Linked DNA regions of Homo sapiens: region 2 is linked to region 1. The links are chromatin loops, found by intact Hi-C in ENCODE. Cell type or tissue: GM12878. All regions are shown on one strand. Links, peaks and the distances in the headings refer to the core of each region. The heading gives the core; the rest is flanking DNA.

The links. Hi-C counts contacts between places; a loop is a spot of excess contacts. Peaks named below come from ENCODE experiments on the same cell type or tissue, not always from the same donor. Only the 100,000 strongest peaks of a DNase experiment are listed, where the experiment ranks them.
Region 2: it touches region 1 in a loop (2.4-fold over the local background); 3 of 110 quality-filtered maps call a loop at or near these places.

The regions. Positions count from the first base shown.
Region 1 is chr18:4,444,549-4,456,918 of GRCh38, forward strand. DLGAP1 (DLG associated protein 1) reads right to left here and starts at 10,759. Exons shown (of 13, transcript NM_004746.4): 1 at 10,458-10,759. RefSeq lists a silencer at 10,779-10,908. In GM12878, for the core only: a CTCF peak has its summit at 5,949; a DNase peak (open chromatin) is centred at 5,949.
Region 2 is chr18:4,384,793-4,397,162 of GRCh38, forward strand. All of the region lies in intron 1 of DLGAP1 (DLG associated protein 1), which reads right to left. Among named protein-coding and RNA genes, the nearest start is that of DLGAP1, 64 kb to the right of the region's middle. In GM12878, for the core only: no CTCF peak of the experiment used is centred there; DNase peaks (open chromatin) are centred at 7,269 and 10,139; H3K27ac peaks cover 538 bases.

The DNA of each region.
Region 1 (12,370 bases), core at 2,399-10,398:
TAAATATCAGCTATTCTTAAACTTGTTCAGCAAGTTGCTGTCAGTGTCATCAAATGAATGATAAAGGAACATGAAATAATAAGACAGGGATTTTTCAGCAGCAGCAGAAAAATATATCATGACTAGACAAGTAATTTTTAAATTCTTTACTTGGTAGTACTTTGATGTAAAAAGATGGTTGGCAGATCGGTTTTTGCAGAAAAAAAATATACAGTATGGTTAATAGCACTTACTAATTGCTCACCATGAACCCAACTTTGAACTAGATACTTCACATAAGGTGACTCATTTAAGCCTTTCAAAAACTTTGATATGTAAGACGAATTATCCTTATTTTTCAGATGAGAAAACTGGACTCAGTAAAATTAATTTGTCCAAAGTCGTCTAGCTAGTTAGATGAATCATGATAGTAGAATCTGGATTGTGAAGGCAGTAACACTTCCCATCTGGAACACAGAAGCAACTACTAGTATCATGAATCTGTTGACTATCTTCCAACAGGTAACTCCTTAATTAGCACCTCAAATGTTATCATTTCATAAATTCGAGTTTAATATTTTCCAAGTTGCTTATGGGCTATGTCCAATATCATCTCAAAAATCAATATAACCAAAATATAGCTCAATTACTACAAATCAGTTCCCTATTCCAAATGCTTAGATGTTCCAGTAATGTCACTACTCCCAATATCTTTACACTCCAAATCTCTATTCACCCTATTCCCTCTCTAATAACTAATTACCAATCATCTTTTTTTTTTTATTATACTTTAAGTTTTAGGGTACATGTGCACCTTATGCAGGTTAGTTACATACGTATACATGTGCCATGCTGGTGCGCTGCACCCACTAACTCGTCATCTAGCATTAGGTATATCTCCCAATGCTATCCCTCCCCCCTCCCCCCACCCCACCACAGTCCCCAGAGTATGATATTCCCCTTCCTGTGTCCATGTGATCTCAATGTTCAATTCCCACCTATGAGTGAGAATATGCGGTGTTTGGTTTTTTGTTCTTGCGATAGTTTACTGAGAATGATGATTTCCAATTTCATCCATGCCAATCATCAAGAAAGCAGCTGCTACCCCTTGAAAAGTCACTCTACTAGCTACTGGGCTCAAGCCTATGAGACATGCAAAAAACATCAGCTAATTCACTACTTAAAAGAGCTTAAAATCTCAGAATATTCACATAAAATGTTAAAAATGTGAATATTATAATAAAGTAAGTAATCCAGATAAATGCAACTGGAATTCAGAGAAGAGTTTACCCTCAGCTGAGTAGTCATAAAATGTGTGCTGTGAGAGGTGAGATTTGGCTGGGCCTTGAAGGATACAAAGGACATTAAAACAATTATTTTAAAAGAAATCCTTCCTCCTGGTAAAACAGTCAACTAGATAGAAGGACAGAAAGGGAAAGAAAACCCCTGAGGCTCCTTGTCCTAGTCTCTAGGAGCAGCCACTGTTAACAATTCATCAAGTAGATGGAGCTTGAGTACATGCAAATAAACAAAGAGGAAAAATAGCTGGAACAGCAGAGCCCTGACAAACAGGAGTGGTCATGGTGGAGGCTGATGCAAGAGATTATTAGGAAATGAGGGTAAGCAATGATGAGAACCAATTGTGTCTTCACACACTCGTCCCACTGACACATCTGAAGGCCAACCACGTTCTAGGCATACTCGGGTCTGGAGTAGGCAGGGGAATACTAGCGAATGGGATTGTTGCTCTTTTGGGGGGCTCCAGGACAAAGTTTGAGGAGTTTCATGATGACCTCAAGAGCATTTTAGAAAAGTAAATTTTGATGTGAGTTTAATCAGATCCTAGAGATTAGACATCCCATTAAGAAGCTGCTATGTATTCCAGGCATAAAATGATGAAGTTGTGAAGTCAAGCAGCAGCAGCAGCAGCAGCAGCAGAACTCATACAGTACAACCACCTTGCTCTCTAACGTAATGAGTAAGAAATTAAGACTAAGAGAAGATGGGTGTTTTGCCTAAATTTAGAATGTAATTAAAGGCTTTATAAAATAACTATGGATATAAAAGTCTTGAAGAACTAAATAATAATATCTTTGTCATTTCAGAATTGGAAAACATTTCTCAAACATATCTTATTGGTACCATAAAGAGAATTTAAAATGCAACTATTTTAAATTTAAACATAATCTTTTCATCCAGAGACATCATAAAAATGAGAAGACAAGCCACCAACTGAGTGGAGATAACTGAAATGCCTATTACAGAACAAAACTCTGGTATCCAGAATATATAAACAGCTCTTACAAATCAATAAGTTTAACAAAAAGAAGTAGGAGAGTGGGGAACATGTATGAATAAGGAATCCACAGCAACTAGAATATTAATAAAGAGAGGGAATAAATCATCAACATTACCAGGAGACATGGAAGAACAAATTAAAACTACAATGAGATATCATTTCATATCCATAAGATTGGCCAAAAATAAAATGTATCACCAAGTGTTGACAAGGATATAAAACAAAAGGTGTTCTTATAGATTGCTGTTGGGATCATAAATAGGTACAACCATTTTTGGTAATTTGCATTATCTGCTAGATGTGAAGATACGACTATTACCCTACTGCAATCCCCCTCCACCCTAATCAGAGTCCCCTTTGTTAGCACAAGGTGATGTACACGTGAATGTTCACATCAGCCTTATTTGGAAACATCTTAAATGTCCATCAACAAAGATTGATACCTTTATCATGATACAGTTCTACAATGGAATACCATATATCAGTAAAAATGAATAAATCAGATCTACATGTCATCAAAATACTGAACAATTACAGTAAGGTAAAGAAGACTACAAGAGCATTATTACTACTTATAAATAGTCTAAAAAAGCAAAACAAGACTATATTGCTTAGGTACACATACATACATAGCAAAGAATAAGGAAATGCATGCATAAGAACAATAAACACAAAACTCAGTGGGCTGAGTCCCTCTGAGGGAAGACATGAAGAGTACACTGAAGTCTCAACAGTGTATGCAATGATTTATTTCACCATCTGGGTGGTGGACACAAAGGGGTTTATAATATTATTTAATTTTTGGTGTTCCTGAAATATTTCACAGGAATTTTTAATGAATAATAAAGAATTAAAAAGAATGTGTGACACAGGTACAGAGTAAAAGAGAAAGGAAAGAGTCAAATATTGCTTGAAAATTTTTCAAAATATTTACTCCCATTTCTACTTCCCTGGACTTGATTCCCAATAATGTAAGCCTCACTAAAACAGCCTCTTCATGCTTCTCTCTGTCCCAGTCTGGTGTTAGACCCATCTACTCCTATCAGTCCAAGAGGCCACTTCTTCACGTCACTGCCTATTCAGAATCTGTCAGTGGTTCCTATCAAATCTAAACATTCTTGTATAGCCATTAATGACCCTCTCAATCAAATTCATCTTCAGGTCTAATTAAAGTGGAGGAACTGGAGGAGAGAACCATCTTCTGGACCAGGAACATGCCAAGTTCATTTGCACCTCCACGTCTATGCAAATGTTTTCTCTATCTGAAAGTCGGTCCTTCTTCCTATGTAAGTCTTACAAATCCATGAAAATCTAGCTTCAGATCTTCCCTATTGGAAGCATTCCAAAATGATCTCATTCTCTGTTGAGCCCCTACTCCTACAGAAAAGCCCAAAATAAGTACATTTGAGCACCAGTTTCATTCTGTAACCCATTATTACTAATTATTTCCTACATTTTAATCGTATTCTTTGTATTACATTTCAAGCTACCCAAGGAGTTTAACTAGGTCTTGCTCTTCTATATTCTTCACAGTAATAAGTACCCAGGAGATGTTACAAATATTTTTTGTTTGCCCATACTTGGAAAGGCTGGATATATACCTACCAAAATACCTGACATCTATCATCAAGATCCCTTAGGATTCATATCATCAAAGCAGAGTGTTTTCAATTATCTATAAAGCACATGCAAATCTAGAGGAATTATTATGCACCATAGTTTATAAAAACATGGTGCATGTTCGCATTCTGTCTCACCATTCCTCACAGGCCATTCGAAGCTGAATGGTAGATGTGGTATCTACAGCAGGGTGCCACATGGAAGGTTAACATATCCCCAAGGCTGGCCCACCTCACCACATCATTCCAGTAGTTCAGAAGCAGATAGTAGAACAGAATACACTACATGTCTGGCCAGAAACAAAACTAGTATAAAAAATTCATGAAAATACCTAGAAGGCTGTGATTCCACATCAGTAAAGATGTTAGATTCCAGTCTCCCCTGTGAGAGCCAACCCACATCTACGTACCTACATAGAGATCAGCCTCAAGCAAGAAAGGCAGTTGTAGCTGCTTCTCTGCCTCCCACAACACTTTCCACCTCATCCCTGTGATCTGATTTATTCTTTGAGTCCTTGGTGAACTTTTGCTTTCTTCCACTTACAAACCACATAGGGGCCACTGTCTCTGGTCTCCCTTGAGCTTCTGGTCTCCTAGAGGGAGACAGGCATATACGCAGAAAATGAAAAACAAAACTAGGTTATAATTACGTATCAGACTCAATGGAGACACAAAAAGGAGAACTCAATGTAAGAGGTGAGGGGTAGGAAAGAAGTTTATGCTAAGCCTTAAAGGGTCAGAATAAAGTAAGACAATTAATCTACTAATATGTTAATTTTGAATAAGAAGGAGGAGGAAGAAGAGGGAACAGGAGTTTGTTTTTTCTTTGCTTCCTTTTTAAAATCCTTATTGTATTTCAAAACCTTACCTCTGCTTGCCAGCAGAGTGCATGTTGCCTAGTTGGGAAATGTAGCACTGCGTAGCCCATCACCTTATATTCAGGCTGGGATCAGCTCAGTGTTTACCAGGTATTAACAGAGTAAACTTAGGACCAAAGAACACAGCATCTGACATTGCAAAGAAGTGCCATGCAAAAGCTGTGTAACACCATCCTCAGAGTTATGGCCCTTATGCACTAAGAATACAGATGTGCATTCACTTGTTTATTCATTCACTCAACCAATGTTTACCCACCATTTATTAAGTGCCAGGTGCTGTGCTAGGCATCAGTGATATTTGGTGAACATTCTATATTTAGTTCTTGATCTCACGGAATGCACAGTTCAGTGGGGAAAGCAATCTGACACTCACAAGTCAACACATCATTATTGACCGTAAAAGGACCATGAAAAAGGAATAAAGTGCTAAAACAGCATTCAGCTGGAGACCTTCCCTGATTAAATGACTTTTCAGCTGAAGTCCAGGAAAGAGGGAACAATGTAAGAAACAGCATTCCAAGGAGAGGGGGAAAGATTTCTTAGCCTGCTCCATAGAAGCTCTAGAATCAAGTGAGTCTTATCTGAACTACCTAGGCAAGGATTCACAGGAAAGACTTCCAAATGCATTACCACTTCAAGATTCCCCTGCTGACCCTCCCAAACTCTAAACGGAAAGCACATCCTAATTTGAAAGGATGAAAAGGTGACTTTGCCTTCTGGGTTAATGTCTACACGAAAATAGCTTTGAAGAGAGTGAATGTGCCTTGTCTTTTTGCTAGTATAGTATGATGAATCATATCAAAGAATGGTTGTTTGCAAAGTCTGAGACAAGATCAAAATGCCATTTTCCTCTGAAACTGCAGCATGTGTTTTGTAAAGAAATCTTAGTGATATCTAGCAGGGAAATTTGCAGTCCAGAAATAGACTCCACACTGATTTCTACTGAAATTGAAACCAAGAAAGAAGGGGTATCCAGGGAAAGGGTGTAATCATGAGGTTAGAATGAGGGTTAGTGCCAGTCCTCCTATCACATACTCAGATGTTCTCCAGTAGTAGAATTAAAACAGCAAGTTACTCTAGCAGATGTTTTCAAATTAGCTAAAACCGTGTCACCAGAGTAAAGCAGCAAAGCTGGAAATGTGCCCAGAGAGACCTTCCCACAAGCCGCCTGAGGGAGCCATTTAAATGTCTCTGAGCCCTCCTAGTGCAGAGATTCAGATGCAAGGCTAGGGAGATAAGCAAGTCACAGCACAATGTCTCCTCATCCAAATGCTTATCCATGGCTTCAGTAAGACCACAACTCTGCTGAATATTAAGAAAACCTGGCAAGATTGAGCAGTTCCAAATCACACACTTTGTGGTTTGCTGTTGTGCTGTTGCTTACAAATCTGATAAGAAAACATTGAGAGAAGACAGAGAAATTGTCAATGGCAACAGATGAGCAAACCATGATAAGTGAATATGAAAATGAACAGTTTGGTTGCTGGCAAATCCTAGGGAGAGGGAGGAAGGTGGTTTGCATCTTCATAACATATTCAGAACACTGATATCTAGTTCACAATTAGATATCCAGTGGGACAATCACATCCCAGCTATGCTGGTTGTCTATCCAAGAAAAAGTCCAAGGATCTGAGCCAAATATCTGTGGATATAGATCCACAGGGCTTCCTTTTGCATGAGCTGGTTTTCCTAAGTGGGATGTTACTTGCTGCCCAGTAATCATTAACTCCTATAGGAGGGAGAAAATAATAAAGCAACCAGGAAAAATCTTAAGTCAATAATGGATGAAGATAACCCTGTTTCTCACTTATACAACAGCTATCTGTCCCCTACCATTTACTAGAGAGAAGGATGGGAAATGGTTGGGTCAACACGGCTCCTGTGCAATACCAACCTCTGTACAATCAGACTAAAGAACAGAAGACCTCAAAGGGATGTCATTCACCTTTTTAACTGCCTTATAATCACACCTCATTTTTTTCTTGTTCTCAATCACATGTTTTGCTCTGTAGGTGTGTGTTTGGCAGGGTTACAGGGAAAGGTGTAGCAAATATACAGTATACAGCATTGTATAAGCTAAATAGTTACATCTTAGAAGCAAAAGAACTGGTACCTGGTATCTCATACAATCGGTTATCTGTGGGTGTCTAATAGATTAAAATGAATGTCAGAAGACTATTTCTAAATCCTCCTCTGTGGTAATGCAATGTTTTAGATCTTCCTAGGAACAGCATCTTTGGCAATTCCTGATAGACCACACAACTAGAGAAAGTCACCTTCATCGGGCAGTAACAAGAATCGAGCTACAAATTCTCATGCTTCGGAAAAAAGAAAGAAAAAACATCTTTTGAGGGACACTGTAGTTATTCCTCTCTGAAAATAGAGAACTAGTAGCACTTAGGATCTTAGGAAATAAAACAGCTCAAGATATGGGATGTTTTTGAACATTCAGGTGTTTCAACAACAACATAAAGATTTTTCTACAATGCTAGCAAAGTATCTTTTTGTGATAGTGTTTCTTTAAAATAAAAAAAATGTACAAAAGACCAACATACCACAGACATAGGCATAGATTATAACTATGAGAAGTGAGGATTGGGGAAACGTGTTTAGGTTTTTCAAGAGTCTTTTTAGCCTTCTTATTTCAATGGTGTTCCTGTACCAGGGGAAATATAATTACCAATGGAAAAAGAGAAAATAAACAAAATAACCTAAAATTGTATCATTTTCTTAATTTAAGAAAAGAGAGGTAAGTGTGATTTCTATAGAGATGAAATCTACATAAAAGTAGATTTTAATTGGATGCTTCCTGAGAGGAAACCAATTTCCTCTCCTCTGATAAACAGTGGAGCAATTTGTGGGAATGGTCATGAAGGTAACATGAATTTGAGCTGATCATAGAAATTTCACTATAGAAATACACATTAGATAACATTTTACTATTATCTCTGAATTTGAAATATTACGAGATCAGAATCAAAACACTGAATTCTTTGTTTCTGAAAGAGTTGATGTTCAAAGAATATGGTATTCATCTCGATTAAGTTGTAGATGAAACTATTACTTTGCTGCATATTAGTGAATATTGCTCATATTCACTAAAATGAGTACTTTGTAAAACAAGTCCCCCTCTTCCAAGTTTTAATTTTATATTTAAAAAAAATCAATCTAAATGGCTATATGGAACAAAGGCACACATATTTAATAGAGTTAACTCAAAGTGCATGCAGTTTCTATTCCCAAATTGGGTTGAATAGGACACTTAAGCTTAGAAGGATTTAAAAAGTAGAACACTACAATTAGTTTTAGGCTATTTCTCTATATGCGCTACATAATATTTTGGAAGGAAGGTCTTGTCTCCATTTGCTTTCACTAATCGCTAATATGCTTTTACTGGGTTTTTAGTCCTGGCAGAACAAAGCTTATGTTGATGGAGAAATTAAAGATGCTAAACCATGAAAATTCCCTCCTAGGGAAAACTCATATACTCATTATTTCCCCAAAGCACAATTGCTTGTGTGAGATTTAAGAAGCCTTGTCAGAAAATTATTTTGACATATTTAAAAGAATGTTAACCAGTTCCTTTTGCCCATATTTATATTGCCTGTAATGTTTGAGATAAAGTATTGTATTTGCAGACTAATCTTAGAATGAAATATAGAGAAATAGATAGCTATAAATTTAAAAAAATCTATGTATGCAAGTACATTCTTCTTTACTCACACAAGGTAACTAACATTTTCTCTTAAGTAAATTAGTTTTTTAAAAATTCACAGAATTTTATATCTGCGACTAGGGGTATTGCAAGGCACTAACCAACTGAAACAACTTTACATTTAAGTACTAAATCTAAAGGAAATTAAGAACAGGGCTACTGACACCTGACTTCTATGAACTTTCTTGTTTCATGCCAGAGTATGAATTTTCTGAACCAAGGGTAGCGTTTATAACTTAAACTTTTTAAAATCATACATTTTGCATAGACATATTCATTATTTCTTTATAGGCTTGAATTTCCTTTTAAAAACTTAAAGAAAACTTTATATTCTTCTGGCATGAAATAAATTAGGATCTTGTAAAATTTCTTGCCTCCATGTCATTTCCGTTCAAGTTTTATTCAAGGAATAAAAAGTATTGCTTTATATGCAAAATGACCTAGGCCAATAGAAAGTCGTTTCCTGAACTGAAATCGTGCTATAAATAACAGTCAAAGGGCTGTTCTTTTTAGAACAGCTCTTTCAGGGTAAAAAATAATTTGCAGGATGTTTGCCTTAGGACCTAAAATCGCTTTCCTAGTTCTCAGCATTTCTCATCTCCATGTCTAACCACATCTTAGACTGATCTATCCTCACCTTCTACGAAGCCATTCACGAAGACCACAAAAGCTAAAAGATCTGTCTTTAATTGGTACTTTTATTATATGTCTTTCCTCGTAATTCCCTAACTTCACGTGTTATGGAAGGAGGCAGGGAGCATTCACCTCCCACGACCGGGAGTCAGTCTCTGTGTCAGGAGTAAGGAGTGAAGAGTCTCGCCTGGATCCACAAAAGACGTGACATCTCCCACCCAGCGTCCCACTGCTTGCCGCCTGGCTACCTTTAACCCCTTGCCCTCCGCACATCCTCCCCTTCTCTAGCAGAAAATTCCGCAGCGCTACGGTCGGGCTGGAGGCAAGCCCTGCAGCCGGGGGCGAGCGCGGCACTCGGACACAGGCACTCAGTGTCTCCGGCGCCGGCAGCCGAGCCACGGGCCACCCCTTCCCACGGCCTCCCGGTGCCACCCAGCGAGGCCGGGACAGCGCGCCTTCCGCAAAAAGCGCAGCAGCCGAAGTCCTGAAAGCAGGGTCTTCATCGCCGCGGGCCCTCCGAAGGTGCCTCTCCCAGCTGCAGCCGCCCCTCAATGAAAGTGCAATGTGTTATCTCGCCCAGCCCAGAGGAGAGGTCCCTGTTTGGCCTTGGTTCCAGCCCGGCTCATTCAATTCGCTGAATGTCGGGTCTCCCGGCCCGCCCCGCGATTCTCCGGGAATTGGCCTTGGCCGCGGGCAGGGGGCGACTCTCCAGTGACCTCCTCCTTGGACCCCATTTCTCTCTCTCTCTCTCTCTCTGTGCCTGTCTTTGTGTCTCTGTTTCTTTGGCTTTCTCTTACAAACGCACGGGGGAGTTGGTCCTTTTCCACAATGCCAAAATGTCACCCAAAAAGCTAGTGCAACAACTTGCTTTGCAAACGACCCAGGAGCCTGCCGAGAAAGCCCTGCGGGGAGCAGCCCCCTCCTCCCCTGCAAGGTGCATCGGGGGTGGGGTGGGGGTGCGAATTTGACCGGTGGACATGACCGGGACAGGGGACCGGTGTTCTCCTCCCCTCCCCCTTCCGGGACCCTGTCGCAATTAGAAATCCTTCCCCTGCCTGGGTCCCCGTGGGGAGCCGCGAGGACCGCATGGCCGGAGAGGACGCGCTCGCCCCCGAGATCCCAGGTTACCCGGAGGGCCCGGGAGTGCACCCCGGGCGGCTGAAAGGGTAAGGAGCGCGGACTCTCGAGCCAGCGGCCGGGGGAGCCCAGCCCGCAGCCCCTCCGCGGGCGAGGGAAGCGGCGACCGCGCGGCAGGCAGCAGCCAGGAGCCACCCAGCGCGCCGCGACCGCCGCCGCCGCGCACGCCCCAGCCCCGCGGCGCAGCCCGGCGTTACCTGGCCGCGTCCCGCAGTCCGGCCCTCGCTGGCTGCGTCCGTCCGTTGGTCCCACGAGCCTCGGAGGAAGGAGAGAGATGTCCCCGCGACCAGGACCGGCTCTCAGCGAGGTGACGGGAAGGACTCGAGAGAGGAGCCGAGGCGGCGGCGGCCGTTCGCGCCGCCTATGCTGCCGATTCCCCGAGGCGGAAGGTGTCCGCGAGGCCGTGTCCTGGAGATTGCGGCGCCCGAAGCGCAGCGCTCGCCTCTGGAGCGGAGGCTGAGCGCCGGGACGCGGCGGGCTGGGGCTGCAAGGCTGGGCTGGTGACCCGCCCCTGGGTGCATGTTAATACGGTGGGGAGGAGGAGTCCCGCGCTTCCTCCGCCCAACCACCGGAGCCGGCGGGCGGGCGGCGGCCGCGGCCCGGAGCCAGCCGCTCCCACCCGCCCCAGCTACTACGGCGCGGCGCGACCGCGGGCTCCGGCCCCAGCCCAGGCACGTGCGCCCAGGCCGCGGGGAGGCGCCGGCGCCTCCCGGAACGCGCTCCTGGCCTGCGAGTGCTGCCCGCTCAGTCTCCGGGTGGGAAGTGCGCTCGCCCCGGACCGAGGGGAAAGCCCAACATCCCCGGGATGGAACAGAGAGGCGGCCACCCGTGAGTGGGCGTGACCCATTGGTTCCCTTGCGCAGCATCTGTGGAGAATTAAGCTTTCCCCTCCTCTCTTGCCAGCCGTTGTTCCTAATCTTGTCTTTTTTAAGGGAGGAAAGCAGGAGAACTCATGACACTTTGTATCACAGGAAATCAAGTTGGTGGACAGAGGGTTTGCTGACCTCTCCCGTCCCTCCTCAGGGTCCCTAGGAGAATTTTTGAAGAAGTAATCGGCAGCAAGGAGATGGGGGCAATAGAGAGTCTCAGACTCGCAGGGACCCATGTTCGTCCCCAGCGCCACTACTTTCAAACCGTTATCCCTCAGAGCTGTTTCCTCACCTCCACAACAACTCTCCCGGGTTCGATGACACTATATATCCCACCAGTTCATCTTGGTACAGGCCAAAAGGTAATTCAAAAAGCGAAACGAATCTCATCTCCTGACCTGTGCCCTCGGTAAAGTCCCCAGGTTCCACCCCAAGTACACTTGGAAGCCAGGCCCCTCCACACAGGCTGAGCACCACGCTTCCACAAACTGAAAACAGAGAGAATCCACTTGGTTTCAAAGTTAGAATAGGGATAGCGGCGTGAGTGGGTGAATTGCGATGTGGGTCAAGGAGAGAAAAAAGTAAATCAATTAAGTATTTATTGAGCTCCTGCGCTGCCCACTTAATTGCAAACGTTACAGTAGTTAAAATAATCGTGGTTAATCACTGCCTTATTATTTCCTTCTATTAAAAAAAGAAATGGCATCTTCATGGAGAATGTCCTTTGTTCTACAGCTTCCTGAGGGAATATTATGCCAAAAAGTACATAATCTTTATGTAATTTTATCCAGAAGTTATAGCATAAGATTTAGCATCTGTTTTGTGTGATGTCTAATTATAAATATTAATAGAATATCCTTTTAAAGACAACACTTCTAAAAATGCAAGGAAGTGAAAAACAGTTTTCATAAAAATATGACTCAGATAAATAACCTCTTTCCTGCAATTTCACTGAGTGATTTTCCATTAAAGAAAATAACAATTACTGAAACCACTAAATGGAGGTAAATTCTCAGCATTGTAATATCATGAGCACCGACGCTTTAGCAATGATCTAAAAGATATTCTCAGACAATTCAAGAATTACTATAGGGGCCCAGCTCAGTGGCTCACACCTCTAATCCTGGCACTTTGGGAGGCCGAGATGGGCAGATCACTTGAGGTCAGGAGTTCAAGACCAGCCTGGCCAACATGGTGAAAACCCATCTCTACTAAAAATTCAAAAGTTAGCTGGGTTGGTG
Region 2 (12,370 bases), core at 2,600-10,599, 60 kb before region 1:
AAACAAAAATCTATCTTATTCACTGACCTAGTAAACATGAACAACCCCAAATTTTCCATTAACTGATATTAGAAATTAGAATATCTTTGATGCTTTGTTGGATTCATCCTACATCTTTGCTTTCAAAGTTTTTCCAACCCCTGCTCCTTTTCTCTCCACTCCCTTTATCTTCTTTGCTGATTCCGAACTCCACTGTGGCTGTAATGCCTCCCTAATGCCTGCAACAGTGCCTCATTGCCATGGAAATAATCACTTTAAAAAACAATACAATACAATACAATAAGTAATAATGAAAGCTTAGGCAGGCTGTACAGTAGGAAGGGAGGGTAGACTCAGAAATAGAACCCAGACTTACTGACACTAACAGCTACTCCCTTAATGTAGTCCTTAGATCACTAAATTCCTCTCTTATTTTCACTCTCATTTTCATATACATACTCTCCGATGATCTCAGGCAGCATATAGATTTTGAATAAAGAAAATGCCAAAGTAGCAGTGAGACAATGAAACTTGTTCGATAATTATTTGAGATCATAGCTAGTGTACAACCTGTATGTTCAGGAAAAGTTAGCTCTCAAAATGCCCTCCTCAGACCCCCTGAAATCTGGGTCAAAACGGCATTAGATTGGATATTTGTTTTTCATTCTTTTTTAGTTACATCATCACAATACTTTCATTTTTTTTTCCCAAACCTTAGCAGAAAACTCTGTTGTTGATCACATCTGATTTGAGAGATGCAGATTGCTGGTTGCTGCCAGGAATAATGTGTCACATTATATAAATAAATAAAACAAGCGCCATGGGAATGAGCAGTAGGCACCTCACAGAAACCACCGGGTAGCATCCAATTGACAGGCTGTTCTAGGAAAAGAAATCTACAGATTCAGGGCTGTCACCATCCAGAGACTTCTAAAACAAGATACATAATACAAATACACACAAATATAATACATTGGAAAGTAAATTTATTTTTTTACATGTTACTTTCATTGCTTTAGTTACGAATAATTTCATAGTAGTGGTGGAGCCATGTGGAATCCAGTTAGAGTAAACATGCCTGTAAATTGGCACTAATGTTATGCTGTTGTTGAAATCACTTTTGTAGAGAATATGAACTTTCTGTAGGTATTTAGAGGAAAGCTTATGAAAGCTTTTCAAGCACAGAAAAGCACAAAGAAATATATGGAATGAGAACTGGGACTTTAAGAAGCTGCCTCAAGGATTTAGAAAATGGCCTGGTGTGGGCTAAATGAAGTGTCACATTTAAGGGTCATTTCCTCAACAAACATTTGAATGTGTTTGTGACAAGGGATTGCTGGGGGCTGGGGAAGGGGGTGGCTACAATGATAGCTATGACTTCTTCTTATGTCCCCGTTCTAATATAGCTAAATTTATCCTATCCTCATTTATCATTTTGACAATCAGAAAGGTCAGAATGCCGACCAGATCGAGAAAGACTACCTAGACTATCTGAAGGCTAGATCCTGTAATTTCCCAGGCAGTGTCTTCTCAGAATAGTATTCCATTTCTTTTTATTATTAGAAGACAAACAAAAATCTGACTATCTTATTCACTGACCTAGTAAACATGAACAACCCCAAATTTTCCATTAACTGACATTAGGGACTCAAACATTCCATCAGGAGATTACAGTCCACTGGATATGGCAAATTATCAAATATAACTATAGTCCATCATGATTAATGTCACATTAGCTATAAGTAGAAGCAAGAATGACAGTGATGTAACAGTTTTAAGTGAGCTGTAGTTGTATAGCCAGTCGACCTGTCCAAGGTCAAAGAGCTGGCTCAGAGTTAATACAGGTGATAATGGGAAAATATGGGCATGAGTTTTCTTAGGTCTATAGAGTAATGAGAAAGATCACATATGCAGAGTATTTAAAAGGAAATAGGGATATGGGCAGCAACTCTTTTAGAGACCATTACAAACTGACTGTCTGGGAGAACAACACTCTGAGGCCCAGGTATGTGAGAATGAAAATAAGCAAACAGAAAGTAGGGCTATGTTTAGAATGGAGAAGATGCTGGTTAAAGCAAAAGAAATGAGGCAAAGAAAGAAAGATAGGAGAGCATCAGGTTGCATAATAGGGGTAATTAGGGTATAAAATCTGTGGAGCATGACTGTTTGGGGTGAAAGAGAAATGTGGCCTCTATAATATTCTGAGATAAGTAAGAGTAAACTACCTTTCTAAGTCACTCGCAATGAAACAAGATTTAAGTTAGTATGGGGATGATGCTGTTATTCTTCAATATTTAGGGACCACCCATTGTGTTCTAAATACCTAAACCCTCATTGGAATTGTAATAAAAACCATGGGACTGGATGAAAAGGATAAGATGAAGAAATGAGGGAGCAAGGTTGAGTGAAAAGGTAGGCAATATCAATCAGTCAAGAGGCATTTATTAAGCCTCTATAACAAACACACCTGCACAGCATTTTTCTAGATTCTTTGGGGAGTAAAAAAAGAATTTAATAGTCTGATTGGGAAATAAGCCACATTTGAGTGAAAATAAACCACACAAGGCTATACATAAGTAATTAATGTAATAAAGATTTAAGCTGGGCCATATATGTGACCAGACGATGATTTTAAAATGTTATTATAAGTAATTGTGATGGAAGTATATTGTTTAAATGGAAATAAATACACTTCATTTTAATTTCATGACTATTATGCTGCTTATTCTAGGGCATACTTCTAATTATGTCTCTTGCTCATAAGAACAAACTGTCTTCTGCACTATCTCTAAGTCCAGTGCTTTCTCTATGACATTTTGGGGGACAACTAAGCTGTCTAGAATAAATGCACATACAGCAGAAGGGAAGAATGAAGAAGAAATGCAGCTGAGGAAGTTAAGTAAAGAAAGGCACAGGTTTGGGAGGCTGAGGCGGGCAGATCATGAGGTCAGGAGTTCGGGACTAGCCTGGCCAGCATGGCGAAACCCCGTCTCTACTAAAAATACAAAAATTAGTCGGGCATGGTGGTGTGTGCCTGTAGTCCCAGCTACTTGGGAGGCTGAGGCAGGAGAATCACTTGAACCCGGGAGGTGGATGCTGCAGTGAGCTGAGATCACACCACTGCACTCCAGCCTGGGTGACAGAGACTCCATCACACATACACACACACACACACACACACACACACACACACACACACACACTCAAAAGGCCCAGGTAATGAAGTGTCTCTTTTGCCAAGCTCAGGAAATTGGACTGTTCTCTACAGGGACTGAGTGCCTAGTGGGGAAGAATCGGGGTCAGCAGTGTGGAGGACGGAGTGGAAGCTAGGCATAAACAGTGAGCTAAAGTCATATTTAAATCTTTGCAATATTTCAAGAGACAAATGAGGCTCTGAATTAGGGTAAGGGCAATGCTAAAGAGTGTTAAGAAATGCAGCAGACAGGACACAGTAAAGTAAAACATAGAGAGGGGAAACTCAAGAATGACACTCAAGTTTCTGATTAGAGGATGGTGAAGCTAATGACCAAGAAGGAGACGGTTTCGAAGGAAAAAATGGTTTCAGTTTTGCACATGTGCCTGTGGCACATCCATAGGGAAGTATGTAGGAGGTAGATGGATATGCAGCTTGGAACGCAGGAGACATTCCTTCACCTGGAGATACTAGAGCTAGGGGTCATTAGTGAAGAAAGCCATTGGAGCTGCGGGAAAGGGTGAGCTTGCCTAGAGGGTACATATAGTTCAGGAACAGAACCATTAGGACAATGGCATTTAAGGAATGGGTAAAGGCAGAAAGAAATTGGTGAAGAAAAATAAGGAGTCATGTTGTACTGAAACTATTGCAGGTAAGATGCCCAAATTTTTCTTTATCACAGTCTTTACAAACTTCAGACTTCATATTAGGAAGGAAAAAGTTACTCTCCCCCACCCGCTGGCTATTACTTACAGCCAAAGACATCTTAACTGTAAAGTATCTGATATAATTTTAACAATTATCTCATATACGTATCAGGAAAGTAACAACCACAATGAGATATCACCTCACACCCATCAGGTTGGCTACTATCAAAACAAAAACAAAAAAAGAAAATAATGTCAGTGAGGATGTGGAGAAACTGGAGCCCTTGTCTACTGTTGACGGGAGTGTAAAATAGTACAGCCACTCTGAAAAAGTTTGGCAGTTCCTCAAAATATTAAAAATTGAGTTGTCATAAGATCCAGCAGTTCCACTTCTGGGTATATGGCCAAAAACATTGAAAGCAATGTCTTGAAGTGACACTTGTACACCTATGTTCATAGTAGCACTATTCACAATAACTAAAAAGTGGAAGCAACACAACTGATCATTGATGGATGAATGGATGAACAAAATATGATATATAGAAACTATGAATTATTATTCATCCTTAAAAAGGAAGGACATTCTAACACATGCTACAACACGGATGAACCTTGAGAACATTATACTAAGTAAAATAAGCCAGTCACAAAAAGATGAATACTTTATGATTCTACTTAAATGAAGTGTCTAGAATAGTCAAATTCACAGCAAGAGAAATAAAGTAGAATGATGGCTGCCAAGGGGTACGGGTAGGGGAAAATGGGGAGTTCTTTAATGGGCATAGAGTTTCAGTTTTGTAAGAGGAAAAATTTCTGAAGACTGATTGCACAAAAATATGAATGTACTTAACACTACTGAACTGTACACTTAAAAATGGCTGACATGGTAAATTTAATGTTCTGTGTAATTTACTACAATGGAAAATTGTATAAAGCAACTGAATGGTGACAGCAAAAACAGATTGACTGTAGAATGATTTTCTATGATTGGTTAAATTAAATGATTTTTATTTTCTTCTTTATCTTCATGGATTATCCAAAATTACTACAATGGGATGTGTACCTTTTATAGTCAAAATAGAAGTTATTCCAATGAACTAGTTCACACTACCCATTATACGCAAATTGATGTACATCTCCAATGTGCTTTCAGAGCAACTGCATTATTCTGTTATATTCTGTGTCACGAGTTTGCTGTTGGCACACAATGACGTCTATTAAGATGCACATCAATTACTATAACCTGCAATTAATAATGCATAGTTTAAATATTACTGGTGAATAGTCTTCATTATTAAATCTAGATGTCTATTTCCTTCATGTTTCTAAGATACTTCTACTTCAAGATTAATTCATTTAATTTAACTGAACATCAGCTACATGTAGGGCACTGTGTTAGTCCCTCCAGTGGCTACAGGGCTAAATGAGGTATGGTTTTTGATCTTAAGAAATACATTCTAATAGTGTATTGTATTGTTCTCCAAAATATTCTCTGCCCTTCCTTATGGAGAGAATATATGTCCCCATACCATGTTGGCCCATAACAAATTGTGTGAAAAAAAAAAAGATGTATTCCTCCCCCTTTTTTCTTAATTAATAAATCTTATGTTTTTATAGCAGTTTTAGGTTCACAGGAAAATTGAAAGGAAAGGACAGAGGTCCCATGCACCCCTGTCCCCACATGTTCACAACACTACTGACATCCCATATCACAGTGGTACACTTGTTGTAATTGATGAACCTCTATTGACACATCATTATCACCCAAAGTCCACAGTTTCTACATCAGGGCTCATTCTCGGTGTTGCACATTCTACGAGCTTTGAAAAATGTATAATGACATGTGTCCACCATTGTAGTATCATATAGAATAGTTCCACTGCCCTAAAAATTCTCTGTGCCCAACCTATTCATCCTTCCATTCCTCCTAACCCCTGGTGACCACAAATCCTTTTACTATCTCCATTGTTCTGACCTTTCTAGAACGTCATACAGTTGGAGTCATACAGTACATAGGCTTTTCAGATTATTTTCTTTCACTTAGTACGGATTTAGTTTCCTTCATGTCTTTTTGTGGCTTGATAGCTGAATAATATTCCACTGTCTGGATGTACCACAGTTTATCCATCCACTGATGGAAGACATCTTGGTTGCCTCCCAGTTTTTGGCAGTTATGAATAAAATTTCTATAAAAATCATAGGCAGTTCTAGAGGCCCCTGGGCAAAGCTTTGAGATCTTTAACACTGTTTTTCACGGTTCCTCCATGTTCTCTTTTGCCTCTGACCTGTAACTGGAAGTGCTCCTCTTGGGCCTGCTCCATCAGCCTGCGCTCATCTTGGAAGAAAGAAGCTTGGTACGGTCAGTAGTACAGAATGGTCATATACCTTAAACACACTGTTACCTGAATTTAACTTAGCCTATCCCGATTGACACATATAATCAAGTCCAGTGTATCCTTTTTATATAAATTTGCTTTAAGCCAGATAAACATAATCTCCCAGAAGAGCTTATCTATGTCACAAAACAGACATATATATTTCCCAAGGAAGATGCTCCTCCTGCAATCACTTTCTCAAATGCAAGCATTTGTTTTTCAACAGCACTGAGCAGGAGGCCTCTGCAACTAGGGAAACTCAACCGGGTCACTTTTCCCACCCTTCCTTCATTTAATAAAAATGGCAGAGTCCAGTTGCGGAAGATGTGCTCAGAAAGTTTGCTTTCTTCATCCTGCTTTTGCCTTTGGCCAGTTTGACCCACGGTGGGGTTTCTTAATTTCTAGCATCTCAATTTCTTGCTTAAGAAATAGTCCTATTTACCTATTTCACCATCCTCTAGTGTTCACTCAGTGGTTATTTCTTTGCTACCTCAAATGCCGAGTAATATTCACCCCAATCCATAGCTGGCTGACACCTATTTTCGGTGATTTCTGTGGTACTGATTGGTGAAGATCCCCTTAGCTTGAAGGAAATTGAAGAAGCGACTACATAGCCCATAACATCCCTTTTGAATTCCAGCTTGCAATTTAAATAACCTGGTCCTTCCTAGAAGCATAAACCTTCAGGATTGCTCAAGTAGAAATACTGACTTTTATTTTGCCTCTTGGTCAGACAGATCTACACCCTTTGTTAAGGTATGCTCCCAGAAACGCATGTTCTTGGGCTAAACATTTACCTCATGGGAGCCTAAGGAGTTTCTGAATGTCTCCAGAACAGTAGTTTACTGTAATGGAGAAGCAGTCCAGCCTCATTCCCTCCACATCTACACATGGCTTTGATACCGTACCCTCTTTATTTGGTCTAAAAATATTTTTAAAGAAAAAAAGTCACACTACAAAGGCGATTGAGGTAGTTGGTTTTTAATCAGTTACTGATTTGTTGTTGTCACTTGTTTTGGTTAGAAACCCTTAAAAGGAGAAATTCAACTGATGGCTCTCTTCTCATGAACCGAAAGTTCAATTTCCCCTGACGAAAGTGGGTCAAGGGAAATGAAACCAGTTTCCTCCTGATTACTAGGTCATAAAAAACGGATTCCAGAGCCAGCAATCGCCACCAGCAACCCAGATGGGTAGCCCAAAGCCTGTTGAGGGGCAGTTGGTAGGCAGCACAGCCTGAGATTCATGGATAGAGACCTCCTGCTCCACATCATTATGGTATGTTAGTGGAGGAGCTGCTCATATCCAGGTGGGACTTCTCTACCTCCCCTTAGGAAGCTGCATGATCTGTTCACTTATTGTTTGATTGGGCCCTTAAAATGTGAGTGAAAATACACCAGAATTTTCCCATGAAAGGTTAACAAAGTTCTAGGGGTCCTCATTATAGACCATTTAATAATGTATTATTTATTCTGAGGCTGTATCCAAGTTTCAGATGCTCCAAGAAAAAAAAGGAATTTGATCTTGTGTCATAACACACTTTAAAAAATGCCTTCTTGAGGACAACTAGTTAAAAGAGAGTGCTGCTAGGTCTCTTCCCTTGGCTGATCCACCTACTCAAAGTTTAAAGGCTCATATAAGACAGGAAGCTTTATAATCTACTAAACTCTGTAATAACTGTACAGTCTACAGTGATTGTAGGCCCATGGATTTAAACATCATTTTATATCCCTAGGCCAAGTCTTACTTCTGAGATCCAGCCTCACATTTCAAACTGTCTGCTTGGCATTTTCTCCTGGGTGTCTCAAAGACGCTGCAAACTTAGAATGAGCAAAATAAAACACTTGAGTCCTGATGCCCAATTGGTCCCAAATCTAGCCTTCTCCTTTTTAGGATATGGCACTCCCGGCCAACCATTCCAACCAGAAATGTAAAAGTCATCTTTGTTCCCACCCTCATGCCTTATACGTAATCCATCAGCAAGTCATGTGTACTGTATTTCCAAGATACATAAGGAATTGATATACATTCTCTGCCATCAACTTGAACTAGACTTTCATCATCTACCACTTACAGCAGCCCTCACGTGGTTGTCAAATTCCTACAGTTGGTTTCTTTCCAGCAAAATAAATGATCTTCTTAAGACATAAATTAGATTTTGTCACTTGCATACTTGAACAATTTTGTTGATTGCCTTAAAATAGAATAAATAAAATAAAACACTTAATATAAAATCCTATCTCCTTACCGCAGCCTATGAAAACTCTGTCTACCAAGACCCGTATTTATTTGCATACCTAGACTCCTCTTCTATCGTACTCCATGCCTCTCTCTCTCACTATGCTTCAGCCACAGCCATCTTTTTGTGTTTCCCCATTTGGTGAACATGCCAGTCTCTTTCCCACGCAAGAGCCTTTTCACACTCTCTGTACTCTACCTGGAATGGACTCTACCTCTAATTTTTCAGATGGTTGATTCTTTGTCACATTTGGGTCCCATGTCAAATGGTACTTTCTTCAAGAGGCATTCCTTGACCAATCTATTTAAAATGGCAACCCCTCCCATTATTCTGGATCTCAACCATAGTTTGTTGATGTAGCTACACCATAATTTGTAATGAAATTTTCATTTGTATTTGTCTGATTGCTTTTGTCTCTCCTGCTGGCACATGAACTCTACATCTGCTTTACTCTTTTACTCACCTGGAGTCTCCCTTATCTAGAACAGCAGTCCCCAACCCTTTCGGCACCAGGGACTGGTTTCATGGAAGACAGTTTTTCCACAGACCGGGGGCAGGGGTGGTTCTGGGATGAAACTGTTCCACCTCAGAACATCAGGCATTAGATTCTCATAAGAAGCGTTCAACCTAGATCCCTCGCATGTGCAGCTCACAACAGGGTTTGCGCTCCTGTGAGAATCTAATGCCGCTGCTGATCTAACAGGAGGCGGGGCTCAGGTGGTAATGCTCACTCACCCATGGCTCATCTCCTTCCTGCTGTGCGGCCAGGTTCCTAACTGGCCAGGGACTGGTACTGTCCATGGCAGAGGGGTTGGGGATCCCTGCTCTAGAACAACTAATACGTAGAAGGTATGTAATAAATATTTATTGAATAAATGAATACAAAAGTAGCTATATGGCTAAACATAATAAGGTGACAAGAAAGTTTCTGCATATGTGAAGACAAAACAGTAAAAGAAGAAAGCCACCGTCAGGATGACTATGAGTTCCATGAGCCTTGAAAAAACGTATTCATTTACTAGATGACACGGATTTCGCTTTTGCTAATAAGTGGGCACAATTCTAATCAGTATCAATTATCAAATGTCTACTGTTCTTTAATCAGGAGGAAACAAGAAGCTATTGAAGGTGTGTGAGATAAGAATTTAAGAATAAATTTCCTTTTGCTTGATTCACTATTTCACTGCCATTTTGAAAGAACTTACTTCAAACTAAGTAATTGTTCAGGTGACAATATTTAAACAATAACATAAAAATCCAGAAAAATGCACATCTACTTGGAAGGATTCCTTTGGAGAAGAATTTGGGGGAAAAAATCCCCAAAATAGAATGCCTCTAATCACTGGGTTTAATCAATTTTTGGAATAATTAGCCTAGTTAATTATTTATGAAAACGTAGGTTTTAAATGAAAACTACAGTTTATTGTTAAAATATATCTTCTTTGTAATACAAATTCCTATGCCAGTGTATCAGATAATTAATTTTAAATAGGTGGGAACAAACCTATTTTCAGAAATCAAGATTTTGATGATCACGGAAATTAGTAAGGTTCTTATGCCAATAGTGATATTTTTAGATCTGTTTTCTCTTAAAGAATTTCATAAATTGCTTTACAGAGTTTCAGTTCTCGTCTATTGAAAATAAGGCATGCTCAGCCTGCACAAGTGAACATGAGACAGCTCAGGAATACCTTCATTCGGCCCTACTGTGCTAAATTAAGCCATTTGGTACTGAAAGTTAGTAGTTACCCAGAAATAAAATCTTGCTCAGAATAGTCAGAAAATGGTGTTTGAACAAAGGAAACAAGTAACAGTCTTTAAAAATTACCCGGACATTTCAATGTTAACTTTCCAGTTTCTGATTTTTCAGACTTTCCTTTGAGTTTTATGCCTAATTTTGAAGTGTTCCAACACAAAACACAAGTTGTAAAAGAAATAGCACATTGCATTGGGAATTCTTTACCTAAGTTCACATTTTCCCCTATTGACATACAAAAGAAAAAGAAAGAGAAAGTAAAATTCCAAATGGGTATTAACTTTTATGTAATATTTTCTTTTTCCTTTTTATATCCCTATTACTATCTCTAAAACATTGGGGAGGTAAGTATCGCTTTTCTCTGGGTCAAAAAAAATCAAGATAAACTTAATCAAAATCAAATAGGGGGTATAAAGTAAAATCAAGATTTTTGCCTTACTTTTAAAATTATTATTTCTAGCATCTACCTCAGTACGAGGGCTCCGCGTATTACCTATAGCCAGAGACTGATGGTTTCCTAACCTGGGAGACCTGCTGGGCATGCAGCTGGTTCTCTGTAAAGATCATTAACATGGTTCTCTGTAAAGATTCATTAACATGGAGGGGTGGAGACGGGTGAAGGAAAGATGAAATGGTGTTTTCTGGTAAAAGTAAATAAACACAATACACATCTTTTGAGAGCCAAATAACATTTTTCCAACCTAATGATTTTTGAATACAAGCGTTTATAACAGAATCTACTTAAGTCCATACCCATTAAATAATAAAACTCCTAATTTGTGAGAGAGAGGGGACATGCTATACAGCCTTGCTGGAATACCAGAAAGATATATAAAAACATTCATAATCAAACGCCCAAGTAATGCTGAATGCGGGAGCTGCAGTTAACATGTTCCTAAACCCCACGATAAAGACAAATTCAACATCACTTACATTCTGACACTAGACCATGGGAAAAGTGACAGAGTCTACCTGAAGAAGACCCAGGGCCTCCTCAACCCAAGAAATATGCACCCTGTAGAATACAAACATATGAAGGAGCATCCACTAACAGATATTCTAACTCCACCGGCTGCGGGCACAGGGAAAGCTAGAGTAATTGGCTGCAGATGTTTGAAAGATACTGTTAGTCTTTTCCAGATGGATTTGCCTCTATGACTTAGTAAGAGCAAATACAAATTTAACATTCAATCCCCAGTCCGAGGAAGAAAAGTGTAAAGAAAGGCAGAGAGCAGCAAATCGATGAAGCTTCCACATCCAAAGGATGTTCAACAAAGACACAAAGACCATGATTCCAAAAGGTTCATTAGCCCCACTTTGTAAAAGAATATGACCACCAGGAAATCCAGCATAGAATTCCACAGCCACTCCAATGACACGGACAGAAGCAACTCTGCAGTAGAAGTGTCCTTCATGATCATGAGGACCCAGAGTTTATCCAAAATAGCAAAATTAAAGAAAGAGATTGGGTTATTCTCACGAATTACGGTTTTCTGCTACTCTGAAGTCCAAGAGATAGGAAGGAAAAAGCCTTTCCCAGGAATCAAAGTACAGGGAAGGTTTCCCGTAGATAAACCATGTGGAGCTGAGTAGTGCTGGGTATTGGCGCTCTCTGAGAGGAAGCCACATGTTCTTCCCTCTCAAGAGCAATTTGGTTGGTTCACTTGGAAAGGTAGAAACTCATGCTAGGGCTTGGGTGACCAAAAGAAGTACAAAAGGAAGAGCAAGAGAGAGAAACCTCCTATATCTTTTTACCACGTGAGCCAGAAGGAGGGATGAGTCTCCCAGACAGATGGAGAGGGTGAGCATGCTGGAGGGTAGTGTCTGTGGTTCACTGAATGAAGAGCCCTTGGCTGGGTTTTGCTGACGGTTTCCCAAACCCATATTGCATAATGTGCACAAATTTGCTCTCTAAGCTAATTAGAATATCATTTGTACAATAAAATCACAGTGGAGAAAGAATGAAACAAAGGGTAAAGCTGCCATGGAATGAAGGTGCTAGAGCCAAAAGGTAACAACATGGGCTCTGGAGCCAGACACACCTGAGTTCTGATCCCAGGGTTACTCACTAGCTATGCAACCAAGGCAGGGTGTTTAAACTCTGAGGCTCCATGCCTTTACTTGTCAAACAGGCATGATAAAGTATCTCCACCATAGGGTAGTTGGGAGAAGTAAATAAAATAA